Regions from separate parts of the Homo sapiens genome. Here all the other regions are linked to region 2. A link is a contact called in ENCODE Hi-C or POLR2A ChIA-PET data. All regions are on one chromosome and are shown on one strand. Each heading gives the region's core, a stretch centred on a gene start or an enhancer-like site at or near the end of the contact. The rest is flanking DNA. Distances are from core to core; before and after follow the strand shown.

Region 1 (3,581 bases), core at 349-2,848, 640 kb before region 2:
GTCTAAAGCTCTCAAGTCCGTTTTGGCAGGGCGATTTTGTAAGTCTGAAACATTTCAGTGTGTCTCTCGATCTCAGGCAGCTCAAAAGAAAAGATCTGCTGGCTGCGTGAAGGTGCATTAGAAACCTGCTGCTACCTTGCAGCCTGGGCTGAGCATATGCTCCGGAACTTGCTTCTCTTCCAACATCCTGCACCTCAGGTCAGCATTCCTTCTTTAAAAGGCCTTGTTGGGTAAGAGCATGTCCACCAACAGAACCCTGTAATTCTCCCTTGTTTTCTCGGACTCCCCTGCGTGCTGCAGAAGCCTGGGCGTTAGTGGGGTAGTCCCGAGTGGAACTGGGCCGAGGTAGGTGCCGGGACGCACTACCTGGATGGGGCCAAATTGGAAGGAGATTCGCCCTGACTGAGGTACAGGTGTTTCTTCTCCCCACATGCTGGAACCCAGGAGGCTCCAGGTGCTTCCCCACGAGACATGCCTCGGTATGCAGACTGAGGCCAAGTTCTCGGCGCCCTCAGCCCCGCCAGTAGCGGAACTCCTGCCCGCTGAGCGAGGGCCCTCATGAGAAGGGAAGGTCGCGTGGACAGGCTGCCAGGGGCAAGCGTTTTTAGATTACTTCCTCCTTCTTGGCCCCAGATGCACTTGTGAGTTGGGGGTGTGCGCGGTGGGGTGGGAGGGTGCTTGTGCCCAAAAAGTCTGGGAACGAAAGCTACTGCTGGCTCGAACCCGGACTAGCAAAGTGCGGAAAGCCCGTGGCACAGGAGTGGGTGCCAGGCAGCCCGCACGCAGGTGACCGGCGGACCCCCTCCCCAGGCCCGGGCGGCGGCGGGGCGGGGTGGGGTGGGACTGACCCCTGGCTCCGCCCCGCGGCGCCCCCCGCTGGGCCCCGTTTCCTCCCCCCCCCTCGCGTCCCCGCCGCCCGCACTCACAGCGCTTGGGTGAAGGCGCTGAGCCCCTCGGGCACGGCCGTCAGCCCCTTCCCGGAGCAGTCCACCCGACGGTCGCCGTCGCAGCTGCAGGGCGCCGCGCAGAGAGGCGGCGCCGCGCCGCTGGGCCCGGCCGAGCCGAGCAGCCCCAGGGCGAGGAAGCAGAGCAGCCCTAGCGGGCCCGGCATTGCTGCGGCCGCCTCCCGCGCCGGCCTCTCCCGCGGCGCTGCTCGCTCCGCTGCCCTCCGATGTCCCCCGCCGCCCCCGGGCAGCCGGCCTGCGGGCTGGAGCGGGGGTCTCTTCCTCGGCGGTCCGCGCGGGCTCGGCCCCTTCAGCAGTCCGCCGCAGCGGCGCAGGGACGCGGCGCTCCGGAGTTTCGCCCTTCCCGCTGCTCCATGGACGCGCAGAGGCAGCCCCGCTCCTCCGGCGGCTCACGCCAGCCGGGCCGGCCCGGCGCAGCGGCGGGGGCCGCGCTCTGCCATCGCACCGGTCTCCCTGTCCCTGGCCTCTCAATGCAGCGGCTCTTCAAGGTTGCAGAGCGCAGCCTTCAGCCATGCCGGCCACTCGCCCCAGCCCCCGCCGTGGCTCTCGCACAAACACCCAGACTCTGGCTCGCTGTCTCCCAGCCGCGGCTCAATCTCTTCCCGTCCTTTTCCCTTCTAGGGTTGCACGCTCTGGTTCCCAAACCCCCGGCCGCTGGCTTATGCAAATCACTTAGGTACATGCAAAAGTATCCCTTCTCCCGGAGCGCCATTGGCCCGGGGAGGTCTCGAGCTCATTACTATGCAGAGAGGAGAGCCGCCATTGGCCAAGAGGAGGACCAGAGGGGCGTGTTTCTCGGGCGTGAGTGACAAGGTGGTGGTGGTTGTGGTGGTGGCGGCGGTGGTGGTGGTGGTGGTGGCGGCGGTGGTGGTGGTGGTGGTGGTGGTGGTTCAAGGCAAAATCTTGACTTGGCTGGATTTGTCTGGCAGGTTGTGGATTGAAGGTAGAAGGATAGTAGGACAAGGGGTCTAGTTTTTCCCTCCCCCACCCGTCTTTTTGTTCCCTCCGCAGAAATTGGATCTCCTAAATTGGATGACCTGGTAAGTAGAACTTCCCTCCAGCGTTCAGTTAAGTTTTAAATGACTCTCCGCTGTTCCAAAGGGCGAGGACGTCTGGAGCTCTGCAAACGGAAAAAAGATTTTGAAGAGGAGGAAAAAAGTTTCCCTCGATCTGACACACATCTTTGGGTTTTAGCTATACACTAAGTTAAAAGTGTACCCTCTCCAGTGCCTCACTTCACCTGGGATCTTTACACCTATCTTGATACACATTTGGTAGCTAAGTCTTAGCAATTCATTCTCCCCAGTCCTCTCTCTGTATTTGGTGTTTTTGGTGACTGCAAATTAGACTCCTTTCTCACGCACTTTAAAATCCTGAAACACAGGAATTTTGTAAAAGGTCAGAGAAAGTGATGTTTCTGAACACTGGACAATTTCCAAAACATCTGAGTGGGAGGTGACTACGGCTGAGAAGCCAGCAGCAACGTTGGTGTTAGGTAATTATCAGCATTCCCTCCTCTTCTGGATTTTGAGTCCCTGTGGCCTAATAGACCCCACGGAATCATTACCTGTACCAACTACGGCTTTAAGGGTACTTCGTTTCTTGCTCTCTGCCATGGCGTTGAGTCGTTTTACTCTATAATGGAGACATTTTTAATGAATACATTAAAACAAGCAGGATTCGGCCGGGCGCGGTGGCTCACGCCTGTAATCCCAACACTTTGGGAGGCTGCGGCGGGCGGATCACCTGAGGTTGGGAGTTCTAGACCACCCTGACCAACATGAAGAAACCCCGTCTCTACTAAAAATACAAAATTAGCCGGGTGTGGTGGCAGATGCCTGTAATCCCAGCTACTCGGGAGGCTGAGGCAGGCGAATTGCTTGAGCCCGGGAGGCGGAGGTTGCGGTGAGCTGGAGATCGCGCCATTGCATTCCAGCCTGGGCAACAAGAGCAAAACTCTGTCTCAAAAAAAAAAAAAAAAAAAAAAAAAAAAAGCAGGATTTAAAGATAATTATCATATAAAGTTGACTAGCCATCGTATGTAAATAAAACTTAGGACAATGGAAACAGGTTGATGCAGACCTATAAGTTTAAAATGAAAAAATTTTATCATCTTTGTATTTGGGAGTTTATCTAAAAGATAATGTCAGGTTGGGCACATAAGTCACATACAGTAAATCTGTCTAGAAGCTAGAGAGTTAATAAATAAACATATGCCTTCATTTCAAGTTTTAGGAATGACATATCTCCTCTCACTGCAGGGCTGAAAGACAACTTAAAGACCCCCAGAAAACTCTGGTTTTATAGATAAGAAATCTGAGGCTCGAGAGAGAGTGTGTTCTGCCCAACATCATCACGGAACAGCTCCTGGGCTCCTGGCTCCTAATCTGGTACTCTTAGAGCCTTCCCTAAATAGGCTTTCATCGTCTAAATCATTTCCATTATTTTCTAGCAACTGTCATGAACAAATAAGGAAGAAATTGTAAAGTTAGTTTCTGTAATCGTTTCTTTAAGATCTCTTCTTTTTTTTTTTTTTTTTTGAAACGGACTCTCACTCACTGTGTCCAGTGGCGTGATCTTGGCTCACTGCAACCTCCACCTCCCGGGTTCAAGTGA
Region 2 (4,153 bases), core at 1,498-3,997:
ATATTTCCTTACTTTTGATAGAAACCTCAGGGCCTGGCACAGGAGCTCTTGAATGTGAAAATAAAACTGATTATGATTTCTCTGTACTTGTCAGATATCACAGAGTGGCCATTCTCAATAAGTATGCTTTAACAATGCTTAGATTAGGTTGATATGGTGATAATTATTAATAATGAACAACAATGCTTTTCATTTGAGTATGTACACTCTGTCTCATGCATTATAGTAAACACTTGACATTCGTCATTGCATTCAATCCTTATAATAATCACGTAAGGTAGGTTGTAGTAGTATTTCCATTTTACAAAAACAAAGACTTAGCCTTAGGATAAGTAACTTTTCCAAGATGACGTAACAAGTGGGCAACCAAATGTCAAATATAAGTCAATTCAGTCAAAGATTCACCCCTAATTTTATGAAAGTACTATAATAAATTTAATTCATTGATTGTATTCACTGATACGTTCATCAAAAGCATTCAGATCATGTGATGCATCACATGGCATTCACCTGCTCTAAAGTCTCCAATGACTTCTCACCAGAAGAATAAAACACAAACTCCTTAACGGGTACAAATCTAAAGTCCATGTTATTAACAGCTAGGTTCTACTGGAATCAGAAGAGAATGCTTCCAAACAATGATACAGAAGTAGAGTGACAGTTATGATATATTAAATACAAACTCAAACCTGAATTAGATTCAGATTCAACAAACACTGTATAGGACTGAAAACGATACTCAACACTATCATCTACAGTCCATCTTAAAGCTCTTTTTGGAATATCAGTCTTGGGGGCACTACTCCCACCAACTTACAACCATCAGGGAAGAATAAAAGGTTCAACTGGAGGGAAGGCCGGCACTGACAGCTGAGCTATTTTTTTTCCTCTTAGTTTTCACAGTTGTCAGCAAAAAAAAAAAAAAAAAAAAAATCATTTTTATCGTGTCTCTTAATTGATTTGGGGTATTTCTATGATGGGACAAGATGCACTTTCAATATAAAAATATTATGTATTTGTAAATACTTTTCAATAGTAGAAGAGGAAGGGCTGGGTGCCCTGCCTCACACCTGTAATTCCTGCACTTTAGGAGGCCGAGGCGGGCAGATGGCTTGAGGTCAGGAGTTCGAGACCAGCCTGGCCAACACAGTGAATCCCCGTCTCTACCAAAGATACAAAAATTAGCCGAGTGTGGTGGCAAACGCCTGTAATCCCAGCTACTCGGGAGGCTGAGGCACGAGAATTGCTTGAACCTGGGAGGTGGAGGTTGCAGTGAGCAGCGATCACGTCACTGCACTCCAGCTTGGACCACAGAGCGAGACTCTGTCTCAAATAAATGAATAAATAATAGAAAAGGAGATTAATTACTACTATTAAAGGCAGATAATCTTTTAAGTTTTTTTCTTTGTGATTGTGCTTTGTAGATAATCTTTGTTTATTGAAATAGTTCTTACAAACTATGAACTTAATAAGAAGCACTATCTAGTCATTGGATATCACATTCTCTAGCATCAAAGTTTATAAAAACCTTACAAAAACGAAACAGGAGGCTAGACGTGGTGGAATGACACTAAAAATTAAAATCTGTAGAGTGCCTAAATTTCTACCTAATTATCCATAATCTAAACTATATATTATACCACAAAATCAGTTCATTCTGGTCAAATACTCTCTTCTCATATAATAAACAGCAGTCAGTCTTGGCTTCTCTGTAACTGAGTGACTAATGAGCTCCTAAAAAAAAAAAAAAGTCCTGCGGAAACCAAGAACAGACTATAGGACTGATTCTAAATGTTTACAGTTTAATTTCATCTGCAGAGCATTTGCCAAACAGTATCTCTTCCGTACCTCATCTGATCCTCGGCAATCCCGTTAGGCAGTCAGAGCGGCTTTTATCTCGATGCTACCTACAACTGGGGCTCAGGAGGGGTTCCCGATTGACCAGTGCAAGACTAACAGTTAAAGCTCTTCAGACAAAAATTTTATGCAGTGATGAACAAAAGCTCCTCGTTTGATAGGTAAGCCCCTGGGTACGCTTATATGTGAGTCTGAAACAAAACACTCCCAATTTGGAGTCCGGAAAAAAGCTGACACTACAAGGTGCTGGGCAGTTAAAGTTCTCTGCCAGTCTGGGAAAGGGGCCAAGATGCCCTTTAAAACTTAAGACTTCCTCTCAGGACTTAAGGAGATCCCTGCCCTTCCAGCTGAGCAGTCGAGGATTACGGTCAAGCAGAGCTGTGCTCTTAGCAGGTTCTCGAATCCCTTTTTCCTTTCACTTTCTCCCCAGGTACCCTGATCCCCCACCCCTCAACGCTTCTGTGTTTGTCAAGAAGCCCACCTGGTCTTCTAGACCTGAAGCGGCAGGACCCTCCGTTCCCAATAATACAAGTCACCAAAAGGAGCGTCCCAGAGTCCAGTTTTACCTTCATGTGCCTCTCACTCACTTCAGGCCCAGGCCAGGTTACCGCAACCACTTCACTTTAATGTCCGCCTCCCAGCGCTTCAGACTCAACCACAATATTCAAACCCAAGCCACTTTCCTCAGCGCTTCGTTTCATTGGCTGCCGCTCGCGTGATGTCATCACGTCGGACGCTGTCACGGCTCGCGGCAGCTTGGCGCCAAGAAGCTCAGCCTGGCTGCGCAGGGGAAGCTCTTTGCTTGCTCGTCACCGTGGCAACGCGCGCGGCCGTTTCCGGAGGCGGTGGCCAAAGTGGGCGGGGCTAGGCCGGAGCTGCTGGTGGGAGGCAGCCACTTGAGATCACCAGGCCTCCTGTAGACCGGCGGGTGCAGGGCCCGGTCCCAGAGTTAAGGGTGTGAGTGAGACTGCTGCGGGCAGGGGTTGGCCTATGCCCTCTGCTAGGGGGAGAGGTGGAGTTTGGGTGTGGATTAATGGGTTCTGGGTGTTTATTTTCTTTTCTCTGAGTAGTGAGGCCTCCAAGAAGTTGTAGGGACCTGTTTCTTCCAGACACATTAATATGGGCCAAAATGTGGGGTCTCTTCACCTGAATTAATTGGAGATCTTTTGGGTTGAGGCCTCAGGCTTCATTTCTCAGGACTTCCAGGCCTACTCCCATTAGTACTGACCGTGAAACTATTTTCTGTTTGGTTACTTTTTACATTCTCTGTCTAATGATGGCATAACAAAATAAATTTAAAGATTTTGGCTTGGTTTATTATTAGGTGAAGTGATTTTTTTTAAGTCCCAGGTTATAGATATTATTTCAGCATAGACACTTTAAAAAGAGAGAAAATACCTGGAACAAATCGGAAATACGTTTGCTAAAATAACTTTATTTGGCAGGGTGTTTTTAATAACAGTATCTGAATTTCATTGTTCTATATATTACTGTTATTGTATCCATTTAGCAATTATTTAGATTTTAGACACAATAGTATGCAATGGAATCAAACTCTTCCCTCTTGGAGCTTATATTTTGTGGATTCAATATCACTTTATAAATAGGATGACTCATACCCATGCAGAGTATTATAAATGCAACAATATATGGAAACCTCTGTATTATGGACATTTATTTCCTGTTGAGGAAAATCGGGAGTATTGTGTACTGTATGTGATGCATGTTATATTATTGTTTCTGATCACTAGACAGAGGATCAATAAAGCTACTACTTATTTTTGGCTGTATTACGTGTATCTTAGCTAATGAAATGGTTATTTGTGTGCTGCTGGTCTTGGTAATAAAATCGAGATGTCTTTATTTCCAGTAAGAACTCATTGTATAGTACTTTACGTTTTGACTTCCCAGGTATTTTATTAGTCCCTTTACATATGGTCTCTCAGTTAATTCTCAAAACAGCCCATGAGACGTAGGTAATATTATTTTCATTTTTCTGAGAGAAAACTGAAGTTTTCAGAAAATTCCTAACACAAAATTTTGTCTTGAACTATACAGGCAAGGCAATTCAGAATTGAGTCATTTGTCTCTGAAATACTTTCTGGATTAAGTGACATTAAGAGAATATCTTAATCCAGTCTGAAAATATGCATATTTTGCCAGTTGCTTGTAAAATTGCATGGATCATTGGTGAAGAATAGAAGTGTTTTAAAGTTTGTCTTTTTTGACACCCACATTGTATAAGGTTTATCAGTGCCACAGATGTTTTCACACCTAATCCAAGTACTTTAGATTT
Region 3 (3,712 bases), core at 834-3,333, 590 kb after region 2:
TTATTGCTCCAGGAAGCTTCTATCTTTCCATGCTGTAGCTTGGTGCTTGCCCCAACTACCCTGTAGATTGTGGGCCTGTTTAGAAGTTAAAGGTGCATTTCTTCCAATCAGCTAAAAATAGACTCCTTCATGTACATTGCTCCTCCAAGAAATACGACCTGGTGATTTTATGACCATTCAGGTTCAGCTTCCAAAATATAGATACGGAGTGAGAGGAAGAACATGGACTCAGTGATAGATGAACCTGGCTCTGAATTGTGCTCCCCCATTTCTTGATTGTTATACTCTTGCCAAGCTCCTGAGATTCTCTAAGCCTTAGTTTCTTCAGCTGTAAATACAGGATAACAAGGAGCTATGCTTCAGAGGAATAAATTTGGCAGAAATAATTATGATAGTCTAGAGGGGAATGAGAAAGTGCTGGTTGAGAGACCAGTTGAGAAATTGATCTCAGTGTACAAAAAAGTGATAAAGTGGTCTGACCAAGAGGTAGTTTTTTAAAATATAAACTGGCCTAAAAAATCCAGGGTAGATGATTGTTGTCAATTAAAAAAAACACACACACATGATCTAGGTGCTCTTGTTGAAGGTATTGGTGGGCAAGACTGCAAAGATATGATTCTGAAACTTAATGAGGTCAGGGACTTTATGCATCTTGTTATTCTAGTGCCTTCCATGGTGTGTGCTTCCTTATAGATAGTCATTTTATAAATGTATTTGATGAATGAAAATCATCACATTTTAGTCTTGCCACATCCTAGCTCAGTGACACCTGAGGCTGTGGCATTTGACTGGTATCCAGTGCTAATTATGCCCAAAGTAGAATCCAATATGGCTTGAAGGGCTTTATTTTATGGCATTTTTGCAAGGCTAAACTTGTGAGTCAGACAATTCTGTGTTAGTATCCTCGATTTCTTATAAACTGTACTGAATAAGTTGTTTTATTGTCCTAAGCCTCAGTTTCATCTTCTATAAAGTGAGGATAATATCATCAACCTAAATGGTGTAAAGAGTACCAACAACATATGTACAATTGTTAGCATATTACGCAGCACATAATAATATATAAACAGTAACATTTAGCTATCTGTTATCTTTATTGTTGTTGTCAGTGCAATTATATCCAATCCTCCCTAGCCATTCAGCAATGGTCAGTCTTTGCTTACAAGCTAGACCATATGAAAGAATCCAGTTCAGTGCAAAGCTCACAGTGGGTCAGTCACACACCTGGATCTTGAGAACCAGACTTAGTAAAGCCTACATCTGAATGGGGGAGTGGCACAGTAAAGCACTACCCTTTGTTGCTTCCCTTTTACCCTCTTATCAGGACAACTAGGCAGTGACTGAATGAAAGACTTGCCTTTCCTATTAGTGCAGAGTTAATGCTGCTGGAACACAGCTCCTCCATCCACATTCCATCCATGATTCTCTGGCAAGAGTCATTGGCATTCAGGGTACAATGTACATGCTTGCCTCCTTCACCTATATTCCAACTGCATTATTCCATAGGAATGCTATGGAAGGGACTTGGCTGTAATCATGTTTCATTTGTAGAGTGGTTATTCCAATAGATTTTAGATGAAGTAAGTTTTAAGGACTAATCTGGAAACTGTCATTACCCCCCTGCCCCAACTCCAGTCCCCTTAAATATTTCATCACTGCTCTCCAAAGCCCCATCTCACACATCATGATTTTTATGGGGACACTAAGTTCCCCAACCAACCTACAAATGGTTTCTGGAATGCAGATGGTTGGGACGTTTTCATCATTATTGTGATTGTTACGAAAGGAGTAGTAGTACAGAGATGTGATCGAGGGCTCCTGGCTCTGTGTTGGTCTCTGCCATTCACTTGCTTTCTGTCCTTGGAGCAGTCATATCTTCCTCTGGGACTCAGTTTGCTCATCTGTAAAAAGAGGGTTTTTTACTACATGCTCACTGAAGCCTCTTCCAGCTCTAAAGGCCTCTGATTCAGCAAAACTCTTATTAATGAAGCTATTACAAAAGGCTTGTGTTGGATTGATTATGGTGGCCACTGCTTTCCTGGGCTGTCACAGTCCTCACTTCTTCCTTTTCCCCTCACGTCCCTGTGGTATGTTGGCATAGGATGAGTCACTGCCGGCTATGGCATACATCCAGAAATGGAATGCCATCCTCCTTCCTGGCACAGGGAGGGAGAAGTGTGACTTTTTATATCCCCTCCTATTGATTAATGACATCTACTTCATAAGAATTATGATTACTCTGGTCTCATCAAGCCACTTCTAAGAATACAAATTCTATGCATTTACTGCAACCTCAGGACAAGATTGACCTCGGAAAGGCTTTGGGAACACTTTAGAAAACATCTCTTCCTCCCACTGAAAGGTTCACAACTATTGTTTTCCTCTTCTGACTCATCTTTGAATCAGTAAATTAAATATGTATAACTTGTGAAGATTTCATTTTTATTAAGGCAAGGTGCTTTGCTGAGCAATGTCAAGATTTAGAAGTGTACAGCTCTCCTTTTCTCCCTTCTCAATGATTTTATTTCCTGTAGTTTGTAGGAGGACTTTCAGAGAGCTGTTCTCTTTATCCTTCTCTGTGGCTCTGGCTCTTTTCTGTATCATAGAGAAGTTAAAAAGAGTTGATTATCATCTACTCTCCTAGGGTGGTCAAGACTTGAGGATTCAGAGGCTGTTTCTCAAGTAAGTGTTGCCTATTATGTTTTCTTGCCTATTATGTCTTACTCTGGAATTGAGGAAGAGTCATATTTTTTCATTATGTTGTTTGTGACATCTCTGGAATACCCTTTTTTGGGGGGACAGGGTCTCATTATGTTGCCCAGGTTGGTCTCCAACTCTTGGGCTCAAGTGATCCTCCTGCCTCAACCTCTTAAGTAGCTGAGACAACAGGTATGCACCATTGTGCCCAGCCTACCTTAATGATCCTCCCATCTGGAATGTTCTTATCTTAACCCTCCTCCCCCGCCTGCCATTTGATCAGTTCCTTACTCTCCCTTGCTGTATTTTCCCCAAAGGGGCTAGTTTATTTCACAACCTATATAAAGCTTTTCTGTCTACATTATTTTTTCCCTTACATGAATATCTGTACAACTTGGCTTTTTCCTTTTAAAAATAATTTAATTGGATTATATATCAGATTTTTCTATAGTTTTTCTTAGTATGCACTTCTCACCTTCCCACTAGATTGGAGGTTTCTTGAGGTCAAAAGACTGCAGGCTTTTAAGTTAATAAATACATATGTATTGAACTATTTTTATGATTATGGTATATAGTATAATTTATTTCTGTCTTTTGTACTGCACTTAGCATGGATTTCAGGTGTTACTGAAACTCTTTGTTGACAACAAATTGAGTAGTATATGACATCATCTAAAAAACTGTAACTCTTATTTGTCAAACAACTCAAGTAGTAGGGATCATAGAGGTTTGAGAGCAATTTAGACGAATGTTTAACTTTCTCCTTGTATTTTAGTCCTATTCAGTTCTCTAAGCATGTATCAGGAGTCAATTAAATGCTAGGCACTATCTGGGTACTAGAAAATATACCGAGAAAATTATCAGGCTCGCTGTGCTCAAGGAATGGTTACACTATTTTCGGGCAAGTCATTTAATATTCAGACCTATTTTCCTACCAATAATTGTGCCTTGCTTAAAAATAGAACCTTTTTGAAATTGAGACATGCTGAGTTTCTTTTTGTCTTCCTTAATGTGT
Region 4 (3,855 bases), core at 195-2,694, 650 kb after region 2:
CATTCTTTTCAGACTACTTTGCAGATTACACATGGGTCTCTATATGAAACAAGAAGGAAAAGCAAGCAGAAATTTCTTAATGTAGCGTTTTTCATTAATGAAGACAGAAAGGCTAAAAGAAAAAAATGTTAAATGGAGTCTTAATGTAAATAGTCAAGAAGAGTGATATATACCCTATGGAATAGCCTCAAAGTGATATCAGTATGATGGAAATACATTATAAGGTTCTCATACAGCATATCTACTTACCTTTTCTTCTTGACAGCAGATAAGTAAACCACGGCTTAGGAGTAGATTTGCCAATGTATTTTACTGGAGACTTTTGTAGTAAGACTTTTTACTAGTTTGTTACAGCTTATGTGAACAAAATGTCTGTAAACCAGACTTTAATCTTAGAAATATATATATATTTTTACTACCTAGCGTCAGCAGATATTATATATTCTGAACACAGAGCAGAGAAAGTGAGGGAATTTTCCCCAGTCAGTTCTTATTTAATCCATAAAGCCAAGTCTTTGTGTAATTTCAGCTATTTAATTTTTGCTTTTTCATGATTGCCATTGAAAGAATAAGATAATGTTGATGACATTTGAAATATGTTAAGAGGACCAATATCAGCTGGGCACGGTGGCTCACGCCTGTAATCCCAGCACTTTGGGAGGCCGAAGTGGGCAGATCACCTGAGCTTGGGAGTTCAAGACCAGCCTGACCAACATGGAGAAACCCTGTCTCTACTAAAAATACAAAATTAGCCAGGCGTGATGGCATATGCCTGTAATCCCAGCTACTCGGGAGGCTAAGGCAGGAGAATCACTTGAACCCAGGAGGCAGAGATTGTGGTGAGCCAAGGTTGCAGTGAGCCAAGATCGCACCATTGCACTCCAGCCTGGGCAACATGAGCGAAACTACATCTCAAAAAAAAAAAAAAAAAAAAAAAAAGAGGCCCAATATCATGGTATAATTGTGCTGGTCTACTGTCTGAAATAACATGACTGTAGATGTTTTTATCAAATGACAAAATGATGACTGGTATTTATCATTTTATACCCTTCAGCCTACTACTTTCTGATGTCAAACATTGATGATTTCGGCACAGGAGAATCTTTTATATTTTTCAATGAAAAATGTTTTACTCAGTTTTTGTGGGTTGAAAATATAAGTGTATAATTTGGCTGAGAAAAACATTGCATCACTAACATTTGCTCATGACTGTGGAGCTAAACAAATTATCAGTCAAGATCTCTGGTTTGAAGCAACAGAACCTATCTCTGGCCTTAAGAAAAAGGAGATGCATTGGAAAGACATCAGTTTCCCAGAAGTGACAATTAACTTGGTAGTCTAAGGTTTAGAAAACCAAGAGTTGTAAATCAAGATAGCAGGAAATGTAGTCAAAATCATGCTGCAACAACTTTCTGATCCATGAACTCTGGCTATGGGATCATCTAACAACCCTCCCTCCCCCATTTCCTCATTCTTTGCATTACTTAAGATTCAGAGTTCCAGAACAAACACCTTATCAGCAAAGCCTAGCTTATTGGCCTGTTCTGTGGTATAGCCAGGTAGAGGAAGGTCCCAGCTGCTGTGGTTGAGAAAGGAATAGCAAAAGGAATCAAGAACTAGAAATCATCTTCCAACCACATTGGCACACAGTAAAGGACTAATAAAAATATTGGGAAGTGGATGATGGTAAGTTGGAAAGTGACAAATGTCTATTCCCCAAAAAATATTGTTTCGAAGTCATGGTGGGTTTTTAGACTAAACATTATCATTCAATAGCTGTGAGACCTTGGATAAGCCTGTTTTTGTTTGTTTTTTTTTTTTTTCTCAGTCTAAAATGACAAATTTGACTTATGGTAGGGATGGGAAGTAAGTGGCAATTACATTGCCATCCCTCTTTTTCCTATGCCAGACATTACTAATTGATCATTGTATTCTTCCATCCTGAGACCAGATATAACCTCAGAATCATTCTCAATATAGTACTCTGGCAGCAACTACCAAATTATTAGAGCTGATAAATAAGATAAAATCCCACAAACATCTCTGAACTAGAGGTTAATTACATTTCTTTAGAGTGTCAATGTTCTTTGAAGTTCCAGGACTAAGAAGTATTGTTAGTTAAATTATTTTAGAAAATTAGAAAGAACCTAGACCAGGCAGGAATAGACTCATAAAGTAGCTAATCCAGTAATGTCTGATTGAAGTGAAAGAAAATATTTTCAAACTTGACTAGCTTTCATTATGAATGTTGAGATGTTGAAGGAAAACTTTACTCCATTATGGAATGTGCTGTTTATCCTCTGCCTTAAGACCATAAAGATGATTCTTTGAACAAAAGAAAGATAGGACATTGGTCTGAGGTTTAAAACTATATATTATATTGCTGATGGTAAATAAATATATTATTACTGTAAACAAATTGCCATTCACCATGAATTATTTTGTTAATGGTAGAAGAATCACTATTTAAGTAGTCTTTTAAAGTTTGTAGAATGCAAGATCTAAAATGGCTCAAAAATCTACCCTAGAATTTACTAGTATATGTTATTAAACTTAATTACAGGTTCAGCTATTTTGTTCAGATACATATATTTATTACCTTTTTTATTTACTAATTCGAGTAATGAGTTACATCAATTTGTTTAATACAGTTGCTGCCTCGGGATCCATTTTTATGCCAGACATAGGTATTTGAAATTCAATTATACTCCATCACCTTTGGCCTAGTTAAAACTTTTCCTCTCTGTGTGGTTCTTTGCAATATAGCCCTCTGTTCATTTCACTGACCCAAAACCCAACAAATCCCAAAGCCGCTGACCACAATAAACCTAATGGTTAACACCTGACTCATATAAGTAACTTTCCCCCTTCGCATGTGTTTCCTTTAAACCAGTCAATTCAAAACCCCTGAGGAAAAGCAAAACAGATAATGCTCATGAAGCTTAATAAAAGCCTAGTCCTCTCTCTCCTACTTCTCTCCTGCTGGTTGAGAACGCTTGCTATCTCTGCGCTTCCTGTTGGCTGTTGTGAACATCCTTTTTTCTTGTGGATTTGTAAGTAATCAAATGCTTCTGTTATGTCATGTGTTTTGTTGTTCTGCCTCCTCTGTGTCTCACCTGACCAACATGCTCAAACGTAACACTCCTTTTGGTCAGGGCTCTCCTACAAAGTGGCTATCTTGGTAGAAATAAACTGGATACAGGCCAGAAAAGAGCCACAGAACATCTGCCAGTATAAACAAGTTTTCTGTGAGAGGCACACCTGGTCATGGGGTGGGCACTTAACCATTAGGCTGTCTGCCTGGATAAAGAATCATCCCGTGAAAGCATACCGTAAACATCCAAGACCACCTTTGCTGGAGTTCTAACAGAGCAGGGATAGAAAGAGGCTTCAAGACAGAATTAGAAGAAAATCACAACATGAAATATTTTGTATTTAGATTTTTTTTAACCTCTTGAGCTACTCAGACTGTATTGATTTGCAACTTAGGACAAGTGACAACAGACAGAATAATGATACCCAGGAATTACTAGCCTCCAATGGCAAGCAGCGTCTTTTCTCTACCCAGTAGATTCCACTTTCTTCCAGGTGGGCTGTGTTTGTGTTTATCCACACATCAAGGTTTTGGAATGGGAAAAACCTGTAGTATAGCCTTGAACCATGCTAGGGAAATATATATCTGTTTCAAGGGAAATTCTGGCATCAACAAATCACAAAAAAATTTTCATTTAGACAATTTTTGGACACTAGCTTTCCGTAGAGGACCTGGAACAAACTTAGTTTCAAAGGCCATCCTACCTCTGTGATACTTGCAGTAGAGTACAAAAAGGACCACGAATTCTTCTCATTCATGTA
Region 5 (4,102 bases), core at 669-3,168, 730 kb after region 2:
TGTTGGTATCATCAGAAGTTTGATTTCATCACAGCTTAGCTAAGGAAAAAGGTGTCTTGAAAGAAAAGTTATTGAGATATCATTTCTGAAATCACAATTATTTTGTGTTTCCTCAGTGGTTTTTCATGGAAAATATTCTGGATAGTAAAAGAATACCATTTTTAGATTTTCTCACTTCATGTGATAATTCTTTTTAGGAGCACAGGAAGTGAATTGCTTGTGGCACATCTGGATGGAGATTCCCAGTAGCTATGAAGCCTACAACTATTGCATTAGTGAGTGAGAGCTTCACTGAAAATATAGACTTGAGAGAGGCTTCATAGGTAAGAGTTAGGCAACTGAGAAGAATGAGAAGAAAATGAAACACTCCTTAGCAAAAATTGAGGTAAAAGGGAGTGTGCTGGAAGAAGAAAAGTTGAGAAATTCATTGAAAAAAGACTACAAGGAAATTCGATTCCAGCTGACAAAAGGCTGTCTCTGTTTGCAGAATTTGCATGTATTTTCTTTTTAATTTGCCAGTTTTAAACTGAAAGAACAAGAGCTGAAAGTCAATTGATAGGTCATGAGTCACCAAGTATTTGACTGTTAGTATTATGTTAACAATCTGAGTGTATCAGCCAGCAAGCTTTTCAGGACCAGCAGATGTTGCTGGCATTAAGAACATGAGGGTTTCCAGCTTCATCCACGTTGGGGGAGGGGGGGAATAGCATTAGGAGATATACCTAATGTAAATGATGAGTTAATAGGTGCAGCATACGCACATGGCACATGTATACATATGCAACAAACCTGCACGTTGTGCACATGTACCCTAGAATTTAAAGTATATATAAAAAAAAACCATGAGGGGAGATGAGCACAAGATGAAAGGCCCATAGAAATGCTTTTAAAAAAATGAACAACAGGAATTGCTAATAATTTAAGGGACAAGAAAAAGGAATGGAAGGCTTGGGGACTGATGGCAGTGCAAAGACTTAATTTCCCATTGCATTAGCTTAGCAAAAAGAATCTGGGTGGTCCATCACCACACTCTTCCCTCTTGGGAGCAAACTACAGCCAAAGACATCTGGAATGGTTGTTTGAAAAATATATATATATGGGGAGAAATCTTGACATATTATCCTAAGAAGCAAATTAGGGTAATATGTGTAATGTCTTAAATCTTTTTGCAATGTTATGAAATTGATGTATTAACTAATATGGTTTCCAAGTAATAGAAAGATGGAAATGTTTAAGATTGTGGCTAAAAAAACACATTAACAGCAATACATTATTCTAAATACTGAGGCTCAGTAAATTCTGAAAGCACATCTACAACTATAGAATAATAAAGAAATAATAAAACAAGAGATAGGCCCAAATGCTAAATGTAGAAATCCCGAAGCAACATTATCCTCTAATTGTCCTAAATCATGTGGTTTATGAGCAAAGAGCCAGCACCTACATTCTAATTGCTGGCCATGAGTCAGCGATCACTGACTTTCTTCCTCTAACAGGGCCTTGACCTTGGTCTGGATTAGTGGGAAATTAACACACTCGTCTTGAAATTTTAAATACTTGAGCCTGAATCTACCAAATCAGGACATTCAGATTTTTAAAAACCTTCAAGAGTTATGTTTTGAGAGTTCTTAGAAGATGTCTCAAACATGATCAAGAAAATATCTCCATCATCAATTTGACTAGTTACCTGGTGATACTAATTTTCCACTTGTCTCCTGCCTAGACTCCCACTCCCACTAAATGTAAAAATGTCACTACATTTTTCAGACACTGCCAGGAACCTCCATAGCTTCTACAGAGTTCTGCAGTCTGATGCTGCAGGGCATTGCCAGCTCTTGCCAGTCTCATGCTGTGATGGGACACAGGAAGTGATCACTGGGCTGTGTAATTTTCTTTTGTGAAAGAAGGAGGGATTGGCTTTCATTCTCTTGTGTTATATCCTGTTAGAGGGTTCTAAAGCAGCATTCCGTTGGTACCAAAGTCCATTTATTCATGGAGCAAACATTTAAAGAATGTGTACTCAGTCCAGGCATAGTGCTTGGTGCTGGATATAAAATAGTTAGCAAAAGCACCCACGTTAAGTAGAAGAGCCAGACTTTACTCAAATAAGTCCAATAATGACGCACACAAGACCACAATCACAGGAAGAATTCTAAAGGAAGAGACTGCTATGAGATTTGAAGGATTAGTAAGCACTAGCTAAGTAATGTAGGGATGCACAGAGTGGGAACAAGGGGTCCATTATCACAGCAAAAGAAATCACCCAAAGATTCTGTGCCAGTTGGAGTGTGAAACTTCTCAGGATCTGAAAAAATCCAGAGTAGGTAAATTACAGAGAATAAGGGAGAGAATGCTGCAACCTGATGCCTATAAGAGCTAGAATAGCCTCGTTAAGGTCTGATGTCTTACTCAAGAGTAAAGTATTATAAGCTGGGTGGTGAGAGGAGTAAGTGTCCTTATCAAAGTAGTGAACTGCTGTAGAGTTGATTAAAGACAGGTAAGATTTATCTGAAGAGAGAGAAAACTTTGGTGTTTTATATAGAGTCCCCTCCCATCCCCTTCACTCATATTCTCATTAACACTGATTTAGAATCTTAGAATCTAGTCTGAGGAAGTGGCTGTACTTGGAGATCAATCTAAGAAACAGCTTATTGCAGTCAGATTTGTTCTTCTCCTCTGATTCTGGCTTTCAAACTGGGTCCACCTTTTTGTTCATGGCTCTGTAAGATGCACTTTATTAAAATTAACTTTAGATAGGACTCTTCCAGCAATTTACCAAAGATGTCCAGCCCTTTTTGTACCCCAACCCGTTACATTTCAGCTGGGATCCCCACTCTATCAGGACACAGAAAGTGCATCTTCTTCAGTGCTCAAAACCTCAGTGTCCTTAAAATATCCTGTATTGATGTATCAGCCCCTCAATTCAGAGAAGATAGTTCCTCTGATCATATGACTTCATCATTTCATCCCATAAATTGGGATTTATGATCCAAATAATAGTCACTCTTTCATTGAGTCTGTAACATCTAGATTAATGTACATGTTTTGTGGTTTCCATTATCATATCTGGTTAACAACACCAACTATAAAATTTAAAGGCAGAATAACATAGTGATTTCACTTCATGTTAGACAGATATGGGCACAAATTCTAGGTTAGGTGCTTACAACTCTGAAATCTTAGGCAAGTTTCTTCAATCGCTGATACTAAGTCTCTTTATTTGAAAAATAGTGGTAGGCCAGGCACGGTGGCTCATGCCTGTAATCTGAGCACTTTGGGAAGCCAAGGCGGGTAGATCACGAGGTCAAGAGATCAGACCATGCTGGCCAACATGGTGAAACCCCATCTCTGCTAACAATACAAAAATTAGCCGGGCATGGTGGTGGGCGCCTGTAATCCCAGCCACTCGGAAGGCTGAGGCAGGAAAATTGCTTGAACCCATGAGGCGGAGGTTGCAGTGATCCAAGATTGTGTCACTGCACTCCAGCCTGGTGACAAAGCGAGACTCTGTTTCAAAAAAAAAAAAGAAAAATAATTGTATAGTAGTAGTGAGTATATAATTTAACAAAAGTATATGTAAAGTGTTTGGGAATGTACCTGAAATTTCACATTGAAAAATTATGATTATTGCTGTATCATTGTTATTAATCAAGTTTAATGGTCAACAGTACAGTATGATAAAGATGAAATGTATTCTATAAAATCTTACCTTTTTCTTTTCTTCATATTTAGTAAGAATTTATGTTGTTTATATTAGCATTATCTTTTCTTAAGAGAATAGTAATCTCTTAATGAGATTATTTCTTACAAGGCTTCATAAAAATGGAAAACTTAAGTTTTTCATTCTAGTCCAAAAGCATATGGGAAAAACAGTTTCAGAAGCTTTAAATATTAACAAGAGGAACACAGCATAATGATACAGGGAAGAAGTGAGAGCATGAATGCTCAGAATTGCTTTTAGTGGAAAGAAGCAGCCAGCATTTGTTGAGAGCTAAAGATCTTTTTTTTTTTAAATAGATATGAATTTAATTGGCAGGACTTGGCATCATTTACAGGAAAACATGTTTTATTTATTTCAGTTTAAATATATTTCAAACACTAT

Evidence for each region. Hi-C counts contacts between places; a loop is a spot of excess contacts on that map. ChIA-PET counts read pairs that join two places held with the same protein, here RNA polymerase II (POLR2A). Pooled maps may share reads with other maps.
Region 1: a loop to region 2 is called in a map of naive thymus-derived CD4-positive, alpha-beta T cell, with 16 times the contacts of the local background. The contact joins the promoter of LGR4 here to the promoter of METTL15 in region 2. A Hi-C loop is called at or near these places in 1 of 168 maps with a recorded cell type or tissue (naive thymus-derived CD4-positive, alpha-beta T cell) and 8 of 50 pooled maps. POLR2A ChIA-PET finds 5 or more read pairs at or near these places in 1 of 52 experiments (WTC11).
Region 3: a map of endothelial cell of umbilical vein shows a loop between it and region 2 (5-fold over the local background). The contact joins the enhancer-like site here to the promoter of METTL15 in region 2. A Hi-C loop is called at or near these places in 8 of 168 maps with a recorded cell type or tissue (A673, IMR-90, MCF 10A and 5 more), 1 of 37 single-sample maps with no recorded cell type and 12 of 50 pooled maps. POLR2A ChIA-PET finds 5 or more read pairs at or near these places in 3 of 52 experiments (H1, PC-3 and RWPE1).
Region 4: a map of PC-9 shows a loop between it and region 2 (11-fold over the local background). The contact joins the enhancer-like site here to the promoter of METTL15 in region 2. A Hi-C loop is called at or near these places in 2 of 168 maps with a recorded cell type or tissue (IMR-90 and PC-9) and 2 of 50 pooled maps. POLR2A ChIA-PET finds 5 or more read pairs at or near these places in 2 of 52 experiments (BJ and MCF 10A).
Region 5: a map of endothelial cell of umbilical vein shows a loop between it and region 2 (10-fold over the local background). The contact joins the enhancer-like site here to the promoter of METTL15 in region 2. A Hi-C loop is called at or near these places in 5 of 168 maps with a recorded cell type or tissue (IMR-90, PC-9, chondrocyte and 2 more) and 4 of 50 pooled maps. POLR2A ChIA-PET finds 5 or more read pairs at or near these places in 1 of 52 experiments (A549).

Annotation. Positions count from the first base shown.
Region 1 is chr11:27,471,192-27,474,772 of GRCh38, forward strand. It overlaps LGR4 (leucine rich repeat containing G protein-coupled receptor 4), which reads right to left and starts at 1,599. Exons shown (of 18, transcript NM_018490.5): 1 at 927-1,599. The coding sequence starts at 1,111. It overlaps LGR4-AS1 (LGR4 antisense RNA 1), which reads left to right and starts at 540. Exons shown (of 4, transcript NR_131170.1): 1 at 540-641; 2 at 1,587-1,766; 3 at 1,977-2,005. RefSeq lists silencers at 713-772, 1,023-1,192, 1,323-1,372.
Region 2 is chr11:28,105,641-28,109,793 of GRCh38, forward strand. It overlaps METTL15 (methyltransferase 15, mitochondrial 12S rRNA N4-cytidine), which reads left to right and starts at 2,748. Exons shown (of 7, transcript NM_001113528.2): 1 at 2,748-2,812. KIF18A (kinesin family member 18A) reads right to left here and starts at 2,516. Exons shown (of 17, transcript NM_031217.4): 1 at 2,424-2,516. RefSeq lists enhancers at 1,729-2,253, 1,794-2,053, 2,254-2,777, 2,964-3,043.
Region 3 is chr11:28,700,153-28,703,864 of GRCh38, forward strand. No RefSeq gene overlaps it. Among named protein-coding and RNA genes, the nearest start is that of LINC02758, 160 kb to the left of the region's middle. Within about 2 kb of position 2,084, at least 4 of the 41 ENCODE cell types and tissues checked have a DNase peak (open chromatin) inside an H3K27ac peak, as active enhancers do; they include PC-3, PC-9 and endothelial cell of umbilical vein, where a contact is called at or near this core.
Region 4 is chr11:28,758,032-28,761,886 of GRCh38, forward strand. No RefSeq gene overlaps it. Among named protein-coding and RNA genes, the nearest start is that of LINC02742, 140 kb to the right of the region's middle. Within about 2 kb of position 1,445, at least 4 of the 41 ENCODE cell types and tissues checked have a DNase peak (open chromatin) inside an H3K27ac peak, as active enhancers do; they include IMR-90 and PC-9, where a contact is called at or near this core.
Region 5 is chr11:28,834,498-28,838,599 of GRCh38, forward strand. No RefSeq gene overlaps it. Among named protein-coding and RNA genes, the nearest start is that of LINC02742, 66 kb to the right of the region's middle. Within about 2 kb of position 1,919, at least 5 of the 41 ENCODE cell types and tissues checked have a DNase peak (open chromatin) inside an H3K27ac peak, as active enhancers do; they include endothelial cell of umbilical vein and mammary epithelial cell, where a contact is called at or near this core.